2 separate regions of the Homo sapiens genome follow, and region 1 is linked to region 2. A link is an interaction called in ENCODE POLR2A ChIA-PET data of the cell type or tissue named here. Cell type or tissue: Panc1. All regions are shown on one strand.

Region 1 (8,000 bases), 630 kb after region 2:
TTGACCTCTGTCACCCTGCCCTGCTCTCCCCATTTTGTTCTCCAGATGAGCTGGTGTACATCAGGACCCCCTTTGAAGACCCAGTTCACCGTCTCTTACCGGGAAACTTCTTAGCCCCCAGAAAAATCCAAACACAAACAGCTGGCTGGAGGCTGGATGAGAAAGGAGTATCCTGACTCCACCCCCAAGACCCGTCCTGCCTCAGCCTGGCCCCAGCAGAGATGCTGTCTACAGTTGGTAGAATCCATCTCCTTCTTCAAATGCTTTTAAGGAAGCCACATTGTGGAAGGCAGTGAGAAGATCTCTTGCTCTCGCTTCCTGTACCTACAGTAGAGCCTTGGCATTATGTGAGGTGGAAGGAACTTGGACCCTGGAGTTTGAGTAAACAATACTCCAGCAACAACTTTGCCACCTGCTCACAGTGAGACCTGGGCAAGAGCTCTCTGAAGCTACTTTCTCACAGGGAGATGGGAAAGACTCGTCCTCGCCCTTGGGGTTGTTTTGAGGGTTAAATGGAAAACCTAAGATAAAGAACCTAATACAATGCCTTGCACATAGTTGGCATCTGATAATTCTTAGTTCTTATTTTTAATATATTTTTTGACTTGTGCCAGAGTGTACCATGTGGATGTTAGAGGCATTGAAAGGAGGTTTCTGGAATTGCATAACAAGCTTATCAATTACAAAAATATTTCCTTGCTATTCATTAAGTCCTAAAAAAGAAATATAAGCAATATGAAATTGTTTACATTATGAAATAACAACAGATATAACTGAATAATTTGTAAAGCAAAATTAAAATCATCCTATTCAATGTGCAGAAAAGTGGGGGAAAGGTGGGGAAGAGAACTTACATTATTCAGGTACCTATTATGTGCTATTCATATTGGCACATAATAGGTGCCTGAATATTTGGCAAGCAATATGCCAAGATTTTTGCTGTGTTCCTTAAAGGTCACATTATGGCAAGGACACTGAAGCTCTCTAGATTAGATCTCTAGAAAATAATAAACGTCATTCTTTCTTCTTCTGTCACCTTCCTGTGTGTGTCTAAGACTCAGGCTTAATTGTCTACTTCCTATATAAATTCAGTTCCATGCCATGTCCCATGCCCTGCTGGCTTTATCCCAGACATGAAGTGCCCTGGCTTACTCAGAAAGATGAGTGCAGGCCCCTCTTCCTTGGCTTCTACCTAAGGCCAGCAGAACTCCTGAGCCTGTGCTCTAGGGGAGGAGCAGGGCTGGGGTACACTGAAGGTATTCTGACGCCTGCTTTACTTGTCACTGTTGCTTCCCTTCCAGTAATTTCCAAGGCAGCTTTCTTGGAAAAGAAACCTGCTTTAATTAAGAACCCCTGGAAATTCTGAGCAATGTTCTACTTAAACCTAGCAAAACCCTACTTGCAACAGAGAACAGGGGAGAAAGGGTGGGTAGGAGGACTGATGGAAATGGCTCCACATGATTTGATTCTGTGACCTTCAAAGTCTGAAAAAGAAAATCAGGTTGATTCATAAACAACTAGGGACTAAAATACTTCTGGCTTCCTTTTATTGTACTTCTGGGAACCAACCGATTATGTTTAGAACTCTGGGTGACTGGAAGGGTTTTGTTGCTTTTTTTTAAAGCTGGTCCTGAAACCATAATCAGTTTTCTAGGCTGTTCATTTTGGCATGTGCAGGTTGAACTTTTGTCACTCAATCACAAAGGCATGGAAGATGTTCAGTTTCAAAGAAGGAAGCCAATCCGTGACCAAGGCCACCAAATCCAACACCAAAAACAAACACAAAGGGCTGCATTCCCACACGTCACCACTGGCCCATTTCCAGAGCAGATCCTGACGGATGAGAGGCAGCAGGGAGGAGATGCTGGCTTGCTGCAGGGTTTAGCAGTTAATCTCAGGTGGCTGAAGCATGCCTTGTGCTTCAACCGAAAGGACTGAGACACGGAGATATTAAACAAAGCCTGTGTAACCCTTAAACAAACAGAGAAGGGAGCCAAGAATTGCTGTAGTCATAATCCCTTATTCTACAGCATCCACGGTGTTCAAGGCATCTTCATCAACAGTATGTGTTTTGATTGATTCCTCATTATAATCCAAGCAGTTATTATTAATATTTAGCCCCATTTCTCAAAGCTTTGTGGCTGAAAGACTGCCAGGACCGACGTTCTTTCTAGAAAAAAAAAATAGGTATTCTAAAAACAATTAGAGAAAACTTTAGACATCCCTCCCACAAAAGAGAAACTTTCCCCACCCATGCTGCAGGTCCAGAAATGTGCCCACTGCCATTATCCTTCTAAAACACATGCACACAAGTACTGAAGAGTAATTGTTTTTTATACTTTGTTTCTTAATCTAATGCTTTATACAAGGTCAAAACTTGAAAGATCATCTACAAGGTCTATTAAAAAACACTTTCTTCTCATTTTTGGGTTCTACTAAATTTGGAAATCCAATTTAAAGCCAATAGGTAAGGGAATAATATAGTTTCACACACTTATAATTTTATCTCATCTGCAAAGAAACTTCAAAACTAAATTCCATCCTGGAGTGGAATAACATATGCTTGCCCGTCAGCTATTTGCTAACTCTGTCTAATTTTCAGAAAAAAAGGGTGTTGTTCTGTTTCTAGATGTTTTATTCTGTAGTGTATATAAGGTTGCAATGTATTTAAAAATTTTTTTGGAAATAGATGTGGTATAAATCTTACATAAATAATGACAATTAAGATCTCCAAGAATAATATTATTTTATAGCTAGAGGTTTGGATTAACAGGCAAGAAAACAAAAACAAGAGTTTTCTACCAATGCGCAGGAATTTTGTGTTTTAATTTTCTCATCTACAAGAGGTGGTGCAACAGCGCTGTCCTGGGAGGCAAAGGACCAGGAGTCCAGTCTTCCTATGCTTATACCACATGCAACTTCCAGCAATGCATTCAATCTCTGAATAGTGTCCATCAAATGGGGACTAAAGACACCTTATCTATTTAAAAACAAGGAGTTGGATCAATTTGCTTATAGTTCTTTTATTTCTTAAGATCTATGGATCCTTCCTCAAAACATTTAGCTCTAAAACAATCTTGTAGATTAGGTCAAATGCAAACCACAAAACCATGTCTAGTAGCTTTTTAACAATCAAACCTCCACATGATTTTGCACTGATGCTAGAGAGAGTGAAGAAGGTGGCAGTCTTTCTGTCCAGTTCTCATAAACTATTGCTATTTCTAATAAAGTAACCTAAGCACCTGCTGTGGATAAGGCCCCAGGAAAGAAAAGTTTGCTGCCTCTAGACTAATAAAGAGAACTGACCATTGATCTTAGAGAAATGTTAATTTCCAAGCGAGTATTTTTTAAAACTCCTCCTTTGCTTTTATGTTTCCTAGGTTACCATAAATAGAACCTACACACTTTATTTGTACCATCTTAATGTCTTCGATTGAAGTGCTGTGTCCTTATCCTAGATTCTTAGCTAGTCTCCTAGCTCCTGGAGGAAAGCATCTATTTCTTACTCACCTTTATATCCTACATGACGCTCAACTCAGTGCCCTGCCTGCAGCAGGGACATAGAAAAGGTTGAACTGATTGACCTGACTTCCTAATTACCCAGCTGACTCTTTAGCTTTTGCTAAATGTTTCTTAGTCCTAATTAAGAGCCAAAGCATTAGCTGGGTACGGTGGCTCACGCCTGCAATCCCAGCACTTTGGGAGGCCGAGGCAGGTGGATCATGAGGTCAGGAGATCGAGACGATCCTGGCCAACACGGCGAAACCTCATCTCTACTAAAAAAAATACAAAAAATTAGCCAAGCATGGTGGCGGGTGCCTGTGGTCCCAGCTACTCAGGAGGCTGAGGCAGGAGAATGGCGTGAACCCAGGAGGCAGAGCTTGCAGTGAGCCGAGATTGCGCCACTGCACTCCAGCCTCCAGCCTGGGCGACAGAGAGAGACTCTGTCTCAAAAAAAAAAAAAAAAAGAAAGAAAAAAAGAGCCAAAGCATTGAGAAAATTTGCTAACGACTAAAAACAGCAATACCAAATGTAGCAAGCCCTAGGCTAGCATGTATTATGTCTTTCTCAAGGACAGATGAGAAATATTAAAGTGTTCATCAAAATACTATAAAAAGCTTCATTTCTTCATCTGTTCCTATCACAGATCAGGGATCCCATTTGGAGTTCATCTGCAATTTCAGATTTGCATGAGAAAGGCTTCATTGCAAAGCATCAGCTTCATTTGGCAAATTCAAAGTATCTAGGTAAATTGCTCATTCTTTTTGCATTTGTAAATTCTTTTTCCAAAATTGCTTTTAATAATTTAGTCTAATTCTTACTAAAGGTTTGACTTGGGAATTTTTATTTTTGTTTTTCCTTTTTTTTTGAGAGAGGATCCTTCTCTGTCACCCAGGCTGGAATGCAGTGCTGCAATCATAGCTCACTGCAGCCTTGAACTCCTGGGCTCAAGTGACTTGGGGGTTTTTAGTGTATTCTGAAGTAGAAGGTGTAGGAAAACAGAAAAAGAATATAATTATCCTTACAAATAAGTGATGCACATAGAAGATATACAGTTTGTTTAATATCTCCAGGGTGGCAGCCAGGAGGCTTAATTTCAGAATTTGGGAAACTTTATATTAACCATAGGGTTCTAGTAGCTGTTCCAGTAGTTTTTCCTGTGGTTTGATATGTCTTCAATAAAGGGATGCCTGCCAATCAGCCATAATACCTCTTTAAACTTTTATAGAATCAATATTACCATTTTGATCCATCAGAGGAAAGCTGTGTGGCTTTTTGCAGAATCCACTCAAGTGTCCTCCTGCCACTCGCCCTCTGCTGGGGCCCAGCCTGAAGCCAGCAAACAACAAAAAAACAAAAACAAAATAAAAGGAACCTCTTCTGGCTTCTTTTCATGTTTACACAATACTGTGGGAATGAGAAGGTAGCTACTCCGTTTGCCAAGCAGAGAAGAGCGATGAAGGATCAGTTATTGTGTAAGAGCGCAGTGTATATAAGCGGATTATTGCTTGCATTCTGTATAAAGTTTTCCTGTAATAACAATGACCGATTTAGTTCATTTCAAGCTATTCATATCCTTGGATTTATTTTTAAGGTGGGAAAGGAACAGCAGAAAGGGTGCCATGGGAAGGAGGGAGAAAAATATAAAACAATACAGCACCCAGACAGACTTCCCAGCGCCACGGCAGAAGCACGCCCAACACATGGCTCTGGGCTGCGATGGGCTGGCCAGATGATGAGCTTCAGGGTCATCAAAGGAGGGAGAAATGAGGGGTTGCCTGAATTTGTGTTGATTGGTGCACTGCACAGAGCAAGGACGAAATGTAAAGCTCAAAGGGAAAGGGTGGAGCCGAAGAGGAATGATATTGCTGCAGAAACTGTGCAGCTCTCGAGGTGTGCGGTGTCACTGGCAGGCAGCCCGTCACCTGGAAGAAAATGTGAAGCATGTTCCCTGCAGACAAGGGTGGTACACTGTAAACAGGCCCGTCGCTCGCTCGCTCGCTCGGGAGACAGGGGAGTTGGTATTTACCTTTCAGAGACCTTGGGTCACCCTGCCTCACCCTGAAAGAAGGAAATGTCTCTCACACTTAAAAATCTTAAGTGCATACCACAAAACTCAAATACAGCCCATGACGGGCAGAGCGCTCAATGAAAGGTGACAGATTTAGCAGAAGCATTTATGTGCTAATAAGTTCTGATGACTTCCAGAGGTTAATTTATGTCCTTTTCCCAGGAGTCAGACTTATTTCCCTATTTAAGAGGTAAATCGATTATTAGAATCAGACTCTTTTTAACCTTCAAAGCAAAAATGAAAATAGGTAATAACTTTCTACCCAGGCGGGCCACCTGCTCCCCAACTATACACAGACAACCTCGGGTGCTAAGAGTGTTTAAACATGTTCATCAGATTCTCCTAAAGCAGTAACAGCCAGGCATGGGCTGAGACAGCATTTTGGAATGTGTTTGAAATGGTGTAATCTTCCATAGTGCCCTATCTTTATTGAGGGAGAAAGAGAGAGAAAACTAATTGAGAAGTAAGAAGTGAGTGGGCAGTTTGGTAGAAGCAGCCACCCATTTGATTTTGTAAGATTTTAAGGAAAGAAAGAAGATTTTAGATGAAAATGTATGACTGCCCCCTTCAATCTCCTTGGGTAGATCTATACCTAATCCAGCTAAATATACTTTTGGCTGGGCGCGGTGGCTCATGCCTGTAATCCCAGCACTTTGGGATGCCAAGATGGGCGGATCACCTAAGGTCAGGAGTTCAAGAACAGCCTGGCCAACATGGTGAAACCCCATCTCTACCAAAAATACAAAAAATTAGCCGGGCGTGGTGGTGCTTACCTGTAGTACCAGCTACTTGGGAAGCTGAGGCAGGAGAATTGCTTGAACAAAGCAGGCAGAGGTTGCAGTGAGCCAAGATTACGCCACTGCACTCCAGCCTAGGTGACAGAGCAAGACTCTGTCTCAATAAATAAATAAATAAACAAACACACTTTTTTTCTTCACTAAAATACTTCACATGATTGGCCCATATTGGAGTTATTTATGTGCCTGTCTCTCCCCCTAAACTACAGGATCTTAGAAGACAGCACACCTTTTGTTTTAATTTTCTTTCACAGTGCCAAGCAAGTTACCTTTCACACAGTAGACATTGAATGAATATTTCCTGATTTAAAAACATGATTTTCAGAAAAAGAAAAAGGGTTTAAATGGGACACAAGAAAAGATAAAGCATCCAAAGAGTTAGATACTGTGCAAACAGACTTGATAAATACCGTTCCAGAAAACCAGCTTCCAAATCAAGGCCTGTTTAAGAAAGAGCATTTTTCGAGAAAAGAAAGAGAAGAAATCTGGGTGAAAATGAAACAGCAGAAACAAAATATTATCTGTTGATATATCATAATATATCCCTTCATTTATGCACAAATAATTTTCCTTCCTACCAGTACCCTCCTCGACACACATACAGACTTATTTAGGATGCATCAGAACCATGCCTATGAGCAGAAGGCAGCGGGTAAGCATTGAGAAGAACTTCAAGTCCACAGGGCCTGGTAAAGGAGGCAGCTGTGAGGCATGGGGGTGACAGTGATGGTCTCAGAACACACTAGTGGTGAAGGCCACACCAGCAAACCATGAGAACAGGATATTGTCAGCAGATGCCTGAGTAGAGGGACATATCTTCAACAGATCAGTATGTATCAATGAATAAAATATAGTACTCAGTGCATAGCATTTTACCTTAAAGATAACTCAGCTGAAATACAAGTCTTCTCTGTCATAAGGGATACCTCTAGGACCAAAACCACCAACCAGAATGGTCAAGCCAGAATTTCCACTATTCAGGTGTTGATCTGATCTCTTGGACAAAGCTTGCTTAAGATCACAGGATTCAGGAGTTTCTCCAGGGAAAAGAGCCTCTGCATTTTATCCACCTCACCACCAGGGCCAAGAACGAAGCCTCATATACCGGCATATCTCACTTTATTGCACTTGACTGATACTGTCTTTTTTTACAAATTGAAGGTCCATGGCAACCCTGCTTTGAGCAAGTCTATTAGCACCATCTTTTTTTTTTTTTTCAACAACATGTGCTCATTTCGTGTCTCTGTGTCATATTTTAGTAATTCTCACAATACTTTAAAATTTTTCATTATTATTACATCTTTTAATGGTATTCGGTGATCAGTGATCTTTGATGTTACTATTGTAATTGTTTTGGGGCACCACAAACCGCACCCATGTATGATGGAAAACTTAATCCATAAATGTTGTGTGTGTTCTGATGGCTCCACCAACCAGCAGCTGCTTCATCTCCCCCCATTCCTCTCTTTGGACCTCCCTATTCCCTCAGACAGAACACTATTGACATGAGATCAAATAATAACCTTAAAATGGCCTCTAAATGTTCAAGTGAAAGGAAAGGTTACATGTGTGCCATTTTAAATCAAAAGCTAGAAATGATTAAGCTGAATGAGGAAGGCATGTCAGAAGCT
Region 2 (8,000 bases):
TGGAGGAAGAGAGGCACACTATTGGGGTCCCCGGATAATTTTGTGGACATGAAGGCTGATGTCCACTGGAGACGTCTAGTTGGCTCCTCGCTTACTAAATTCAGCAGCTGATGGCCCCTACTCATTGCTGGACAGCATAAACATCAGGTTCTGGTAAATAAACTCAGGCTATCACGCAACTGCCCAACATGCACTTAAGCTGTGACTGACAGTTTGCTGGGGGCGGACTTAGAGTCTAGGGCCAAAGCTTTTGGGTGCAGAGCCTCCAAGGTTCCAAGATAAACAAATCTGTCGGTGAGAGTGACCAGAGTGTTAGGTCAGTCCAAGGGTCACTTATAGGTCATCCTGCTGGGAGCTTGGTCTCTGCTTTGTGTTTATGCTGGGGAGAAAAGCAGGAGGGGCCAGAGGGTTGGGTCTCCGCTGGGAAAACATCCCTGGCCTACTCATCAGAGCCTCTGGAAGTGGATTGGTATCCCCTCTGCTCCCAGGAATCCAGTAAAAGGTATGGGTGCAGGCTTGTATTTTTTACAGGAGTTGATGAACAAGTTATTTTGGAAATATAGATTGCAAGATGTGTGGGGCCAGCTCACCTGGGCTGCAGAATGAAGCAAGGGTCTTCCAAGGCCTAGAGTGAGGTAATAGATCACTGTGGGGAGCTGGCTGCAGTAAGCATTGGAAAAGACAATTGAAGAAATGGAAAACTTTCCCTGTCCCTCTCCCTCTTCTGGATGTTACAGATTTTCCTGGAAAATATTTTGCCAGGTTTACATTCCTTACCAGCTAGGGGCTTTTTTAGAGAGTGATCTTAATCTTGCTTTTTTCTTGTGCTTGGCTCTCTAAGATTGATAGAGAGGGGAAAGCAGGGGTATGTTTTATAGCTTCCTTAGTTGACTTTTAGCAAAGTGAAGATTGTCCTCCCCCGTGGACCCTTGGCTTAGCCATCTCCCAATTCTCTCTCATTTGAGGACAGTGTGGAGCAGAAAAAAGATGCAACATCAAAAGAAGAGCTGGGCCGGGCGCGGTGTCTCACGCCTGTAATCGCAGCACTATGGGAGGCCGAGGTGGGCGGATCACAAGGCCAAGAGATTGAGACCATCCTGGCCAACATGGTGAAACCCCGTCTCTATTGAAAATACAAAAATTAGCTGGGCGTGGTGGTGCGCACCTATAGTCCCAGCTACTTGGGAGGTTGAGGCAGGAGAATTGCTTGAACCTGGGAGGTGGAGGTTGCAGTGAGCCGAGATCATGCCACTGCACTCCAGCCTGGGCAACAGAGTGAGACTCCGTTTGAAAAAAAAAAAAAAAAGAGCTGATGGCATTTAAAATTTCATTATTGCAGATGAAAAAGACTTTTTAATCTAAAACTCAGTTGCTTGCTATGGAAAATAGCCCAATTTAATAAAAGGTCTAAAGGAGCTAATGTCTTCAGATAAGCCAGAAGCTGGAAGTACTCGCAAACAAGCCCTTGGGGATACTGGTAGGCCACATTAAAATAAACCCAATTTACAAAATATATAATACATTAAAGATGCATTTAAAGATATGTGTAAAGATGCATTAATGGGCCGGGTGCAGTGGCTCATGCCTGTAATCCCAGCACTTCGGGAGGCCGAGGCAGGCGGATCACAAGGTCAGGAGATTGAGACCATCCTGGCTAACACAGTGAAACCCTGTCTCTACTAAAAATCCAAAAAATTAGCCAGGCATGGTGGCACGTGCTGTAGTCCCAGCTACTTGGGAGGCTGAGGCAGGAGAATCGCTTGAACCAGGGAGGCGGACGTTGCAGTGAGCCAAGATCACGCCACTGCACTACAGCCTGGACAACAGAGTGAGACTCTGTCTCAAAAAAAAAAAAAGATGCATTAATGATATATGTAAAGATACATATAAAGATATGATTAAAAGAATTGAAATTATACTGAGGGCGTGGTGGCATGCACCTGTAGTCCCAGCTACTTGGGAGGATCGCTTGAGGCCACAGTAATGTGAGGCTGTAGTACGCTATGATCACACCTGTGAATAGCCACTACACTCCTGTCTGGGCAATACAGCAAGATCTGATTTCTAAAAAAAATTAAATTAAATTAAAAGAAAGAAAGTCGAAATCATACTGAGTGTTTATGACCACAATGGAATCAAACTAGGAATCAATACCAGAAAGGTTAACAGGAGAATCTCCAAACACTTGGAAACTAAACATAAAGAGGAAAGTCTTTTTTTGGAAGTGTCAAGGGAAATTAAAAAACATATTGAACTGAGTGAAAATGAAAATAAAATATACCAAGATTTGTGGGATACAGCTAAGGCAGTGCTGAGAGGAAAATTTATAGCATTAAAGGCTTACACTAGCCAGGCACAGTTTCTCACGCCTGTAATCCCAGCACTTTGGGAGGCCAAGGCGGGCGGATCACGAGGTCAGGAGATCGAGACCATCCTGGCTAACACGGTGAAACCCTGTCTCTACTAAAAATACAAAAAAAGTAGCCGGGCAGGGTGGCGGGTGCCTGTTGTCCCAGTTGCTGGGGAGGCTGTGGCAAGAGAATGGCGTGAACCCAGGAGGCGGAGCTCACAGTGAGCCGAGATTGTGCCACTGCACTCCAGCCTGGGTGACATAGCAAGACTCTGTATCAAAAAAAAAAAAGCTTACACTAGAAAAGAGGGAAAAAACCTATGCCAATCAGAGGGAAGGAAGCAATAAAGATAAAAGTAGATATCAGTGAAATTGAAAACAGAAAAACAATTAAGAAAATCAATGAAGCAATGGTTGGTTTTTAAAAAGATCAATAAAATTGACAAACCTCTAGAAGGAGAGACAAAGCAAGGAAGAGAAAAGACACAAATTACAACTATCAGAAGTGAAATAGGGGCTTTCACTACGTGTCTTGAAAACATCAAAAAGACAATAAGGGAATACTGCAAACAACTCTGCATCCATAAATTTAGATCTGAGATGACTTAGATAAAATGTACTGATTCCTCAAAAAACACAGACTACAGGCCGGGTGCGGTGGCTCACACCTGTAATCCCAGCACTTTGGGAGGCCGAGGCGGGCAGATGACGAGGTCAAGAGATTGAGACCATCCTGGCCAACATGGTGAAACCCCATCGCTACTAAAAATACAGAAATTAGCTGGGCATGGTGGTGCGTGCCTGTAGTCCCAGCTACTCGGGAGGCTGAGGCAGGAGAATCGCTTGAATCCAGGAGGCAGAGGTTGAAGTTAGCCAAGATCACACCACTGCACTCCAGCCTGGAGACAGAGCGAGACTCCATCTCAGAATGCACACACACACACACACACACACACACACACACAACCTCAACTCATCTAAGTTGGAATAGATAATTTCACTAGCTCTATAGTTATTAAGGACATTCACACACACACACACACACACACACACACACACATACACACAAATCTTTAGACCTAAATAGTTTTGCCAGAGCATTCTATCAAATGTTTAAACAAGAATTAGGCTGGGTGTGCTGGCTCACACCTATAATCCCAGCACTTTGGGAGGCCAAGGTGGGAGGATCACTTGAGCCCAGGAGTTCAAGAGCAGCCTGGGCAACATAAGGAGACCCCCATCTCTAAAAAAAGGAAGAAAATTAGCCAGATGTGGTGACACACACCTGTGGTCTCAGCTACTCGGGAGGCTGAGGTGGGAGGATTACTTGAGCCTGTGAGGTCGAGGCTGCAATGAGCCACGATTGTGCCACTGCACTCCAGTCTGGGCAACAGAGTGAGACCCTGTCACACACACACAAATTAAAAAAAGAAAGAAAAAAGAAGTAACACCAATTCTACACAATATTTTTTCCAGAAAATAGAAGAGGGAACACTTCGTGATACATTTGATGAAGCTAGTATAATCTTGATAACAAAACCAAAAAAAGAATGACAAAAAAAGAAAACTACATAACAATATCGTTTGGGAATACAAATTCAAAAATCCTTTTTTTTTTTTTTTTTGAGAAAGGGTCTTGCTCTGTCATCCAGGCTGGAGTGCAGTGGCACTATCATGGCTCACTGCAGCCTCAATCTCCCAGGCTCAAGTAACCCTCCCACCTCAGCATCCCTAGTTGCTGGGACTGCAGGTGCATGCCATCACACTGGGCTAATTTTTGTATTGTTTGTGGAGACGGGGTTTCGCCATGTTGCTCAGGCTGGTCTCAAACTCCTGGATGCAAGTGATCCTCCTGCCTTGGCCTCACAAAGTGCTGGGATTACAGGCAGGAGCCACTGCACCTGGCCTCAAAAATTGTTGATAAAATAATAGCAAATAGAATTCAGCAATATATGAAAATAATTAAACACCAAGACCAAGTAGTATTTATTGTAGGATGCAAGACTGGTTCAAACTTTGTAAAATGAACCAATCAATGTAATCCACCATATTAATAGGCTATAGAAGAAAAATAACTTTATATTAACCCATTTATCATTAAATGCATTTGACAAATTCTGTACCTATTCCTGATAAAAAAATCTTTCAGAAAAATAGGAAGAGATGAGAAATTCCTCAATTTGATAAAGAACATCTATAAAATATCCACCACTAACATTATACTTGACAATCAAAGACTAACACTGGGGAGAAGGTAAGGATGTGTGCTGTCACTACTCACATTCAACATAGTTCTGGAAGTGCTACTCAGTGCAACAGGGCAGGTGAAGGAAATAAAAGACATACAGGTTAAAAAGAAAAAATGGAAACTGTCTTTATTTGCAGGTAACATAATTGTCTACATAGAAAATCCCAAAGAATTAAAAAACAAAAACAAAACAAAAACCTCTAGAACTAAAACAAATTAGTTCAGCAAAGTCATGGGATACAGGATAGACACATGAAAATCAATTGTATTTTTATATACTAGCAATGGAAACGACAACAACAAAATACTACACCATTTATAATCGCTCAAAAAAAGAAATAGGCTGGATGCGGTGGCTCACGCCTGTAATCCCAGCACTTAGGGAGGCCAAGACGGGCGGATCACAAGGTCAGGAGTTCGAGACCAGCCTGGCCAACATAGTGAAACCTCCATCTCGATTAAAAATACAAAAATTAGCTGGGCGTGGTGGCGTGCGCCTGTAGTCCCAGCTACTCAGGGGCCTGAGGCAGGAGAATCACTTGAACCCAGGAGGTGAAGGTTGCAGTGAGCCGAGATCGTGTCACTGCACTTCAGCCTGGGCAACAGAGCGAGACTCTGGCTGAAAAAAAAAAAAAAGAGAGAAAAATATTTAGGAAGTCTGAAAAAACATATATAGGATTTGTATATTGACAGCTACAAAATGCTAATGAGGGAAATTAGACAAGATCTAAACAAATGGAGAGAAATACCACACTCATGGACTGGAAGATTCATTTATAGTAAATGTCAATTTTCCCCAAATTGAAGTACAGTTTTTTTTTTGTTTGTTTTTTGTTTTTTTTTTTTGAGATGGAGTCTTGCTTTGTCACACAGGCTGGAGTGCAGTGGCGTGATCTCGGCTCACTGCAACCTCCACCTCCCGGGTTCAAGTGATTCTCCTGCCTCAGTCTCCCAAGTAGCTGGGACTACAGACCCGCGCTACCGCGCCTGGTTAATTTTTTGTATTTTTAGTAGAGACGGAGTTTCATTGTGTTAGCCAGGATGGTCTCGATCTCCTGACCTCATGATCTGCCTGCCTTGGCCTCCCAAAGTGCTGGGATTACAGGCGTGAGCCACCGCACCTGGCCTGAAGTACAGCTTTAATGTAATTCCTGTCAAAATTCCAGCAGGATTTTGATTATTTTAAAACTTATATGGAAAGACAAAGGACCTAGGATAGTTAAAACAATTTTGTAAAAGAATAAAGTGGGAAGAATCAACCTACCTGATTTTAATTTTATTTATTTTTTATTTTTAAAAAATAAGCCAGACATAGTGGCTTATGCCAGTAATCCCAACACTTTGGGAGGCTGAGTCTGGTGGATCCCTTGAGGTCAGGAGTTCGAGACCAGGCTGGCCAACATGGTGAAACCCCGTCTCTACTAAAAATACAAAAATTAGTCAGGCATGGTGGCGTGCATCTATAATCCCAGCTACTAGGAAGGCTGAGGTAGGAGAATCACTTGAACCCCGGAGATGGAGGTTGCAGTGAGCCGAGATTGTGCCACTACACTCCAGCCTGGGCAACAGAGCAAGACTCTGTCTCAAAAAATAAAAAGTAAAAATAAAAAGAGAAAAAAATAGAGATGAGGTCTTGCTATATTTCCTAGGCTGGTTTTGAACTCCTGGGCTCAAGTGATCCTCTTGCCTCAGCCTCCCAAAGTGCTAGGATCACATGTGTGAGCCACTGTGCTGGGATCAACTTACCTGATCTTAGGACTTAATATACATAGTAATCAACATTGTGTAGTATTGGCAGAGACATACGTACATAAATCAGTGGTACAGAGAACCCAGAAATAGACTCACACAAATATACAAAACTAATTTTTAACAAATGTACAAAAGCAATTCAGTGAAAGATAGCCTTTTATAAACAGTGCTGGAGCAATTGGACATCCATAGGCAAAAAACAAAACAAAAGAAAACAAAAAGAACCTCAAGTCTCACACCTTATATAAAAATCAAAATTATAGGAAAAAATAAAAAGTTGTAGAAAAAAATTTTAAAATTAAAAATAAAAAAATTATTTTTTTTTAATTCTAAAAAATATACCCAACTACTTTAAAAAATTAGTTGGGTATTTTTTTTAACTTGATAAACTGTACTTCATTAGAATTGAAAACTTTTACTCTATAAAAGACCACGTGAAAAGGATGAAAACACAAGCTAGAAGCTGGGACAGAATATTTGCAAACCACATATCTGGCAAAGGACTAGTATCTCGAATATATAAAGAACCCTCAAAACTCTACAATAAAACCATCAAACAATCCAATTGAAAAATGGACAATCAGAAGAGACATTTCTCTAAAGAAGGCATACAGATGGCAAATAAACACATGAAAGGATGTTCAACACCATTAGCCATTATGAAAATACAAATTAAAACCAAAATGAGATATCACCACACACCTATCAGAATGTTTAAACAAAACGTTTTGATAACACTATTTCTGCAGGTGAAGATGTGCTGAAGACCAGCATGCTTTGCTGATGGGAATGTAAAATGCTTCAGCATCTCTGTAAAGCAGTTTGTCAGTTTCTTCGATAACTAAGTATGCAATTATGATGTGACTCAACAATTACACTCCTGGGCACTTATCCCAGGGAAATGAAAATTTATGTTCACAAAAAAACTTGTACATGGATATTTGTAGCACCTTTATTCCTAATAGCAAAACTGAAACAACCCAGATGTCCTTCAACAGGTTACTGGTTAAACAGACTGCGGTTCATCAATACCATGAAATACCACTCAGCAATAAGAAGAAACAGAGGGTGGAGACACACAACAACTTGGATGGATCTCAAGGGTATTGGGGAAAAAAGCGAATCTCAAAATGATTCCATTCATATGATATTCTTGAAATGAAAAAATTACGGAAACAAACGACAGATTAGTATTGCCAAACATTAAGGAAGTAGTAGGGGTGGAAGGGAAGGGCAGTATGAGTTATCCTCGTAGTGATGGAACCATTCTATTCTATGTCTTCTCTGTAATGCTGTCAATATCCCTGTTGAAATACTGTGCTGTAGTTTTGCAGGATGTTATCAGTGGGAGATATACCATTTTGATTCTTGTAAAATATAGATGGAAAGGAAAAGGAACTAGAATAGCTAAAACAATCTTGAAAGAGAATAAAGTGGGAAGAATCAGTACCCAAAAAACTGGCTAGAGAGTACCCAGGATCTCTTAGCATTATTTCTTACAACTGCATGTGAGTTTACACTTATATCAAAGGTTTAATTAAAAATATTTCTCAGCCGGGTGCGGTGGCTCACGCCTGTAATCCCAGCACTCTGGGAGGCTGAGGTGGGCGGATCACTTGAGGTCAGGAGTTCGAGACCAGACTGACCAAC

Evidence for each region. Peaks named below come from ENCODE experiments on the same cell type or tissue, not always from the same donor. Only the 100,000 strongest peaks of a DNase experiment are listed, where the experiment ranks them.
Region 1: POLR2A ChIA-PET joins it to region 2 with 10 read pairs; 2 of 35 experiments call an interaction of 5 or more read pairs at or near these places.

Annotation. Positions count from the first base shown.
Region 1 is chr18:22,608,024-22,616,023 of GRCh38, forward strand. It overlaps LOC124904262 (a long non-coding RNA gene), which reads right to left and starts at 6,247. Exons shown (of 2, transcript XR_007066307.1): 1 at 4,742-6,247; 2 at 1,531-2,170. In Panc1, no CTCF peak of the experiment used is centred here; no DNase peak of the experiment used is centred here.
Region 2 is chr18:21,980,658-21,988,657 of GRCh38, forward strand. It overlaps LINC01900 (long intergenic non-protein coding RNA 1900), which reads left to right and starts at 437. Exons shown (of 3, transcript XR_001753529.2): 1 at 437-502. In Panc1, no CTCF peak of the experiment used is centred here; no DNase peak of the experiment used is centred here.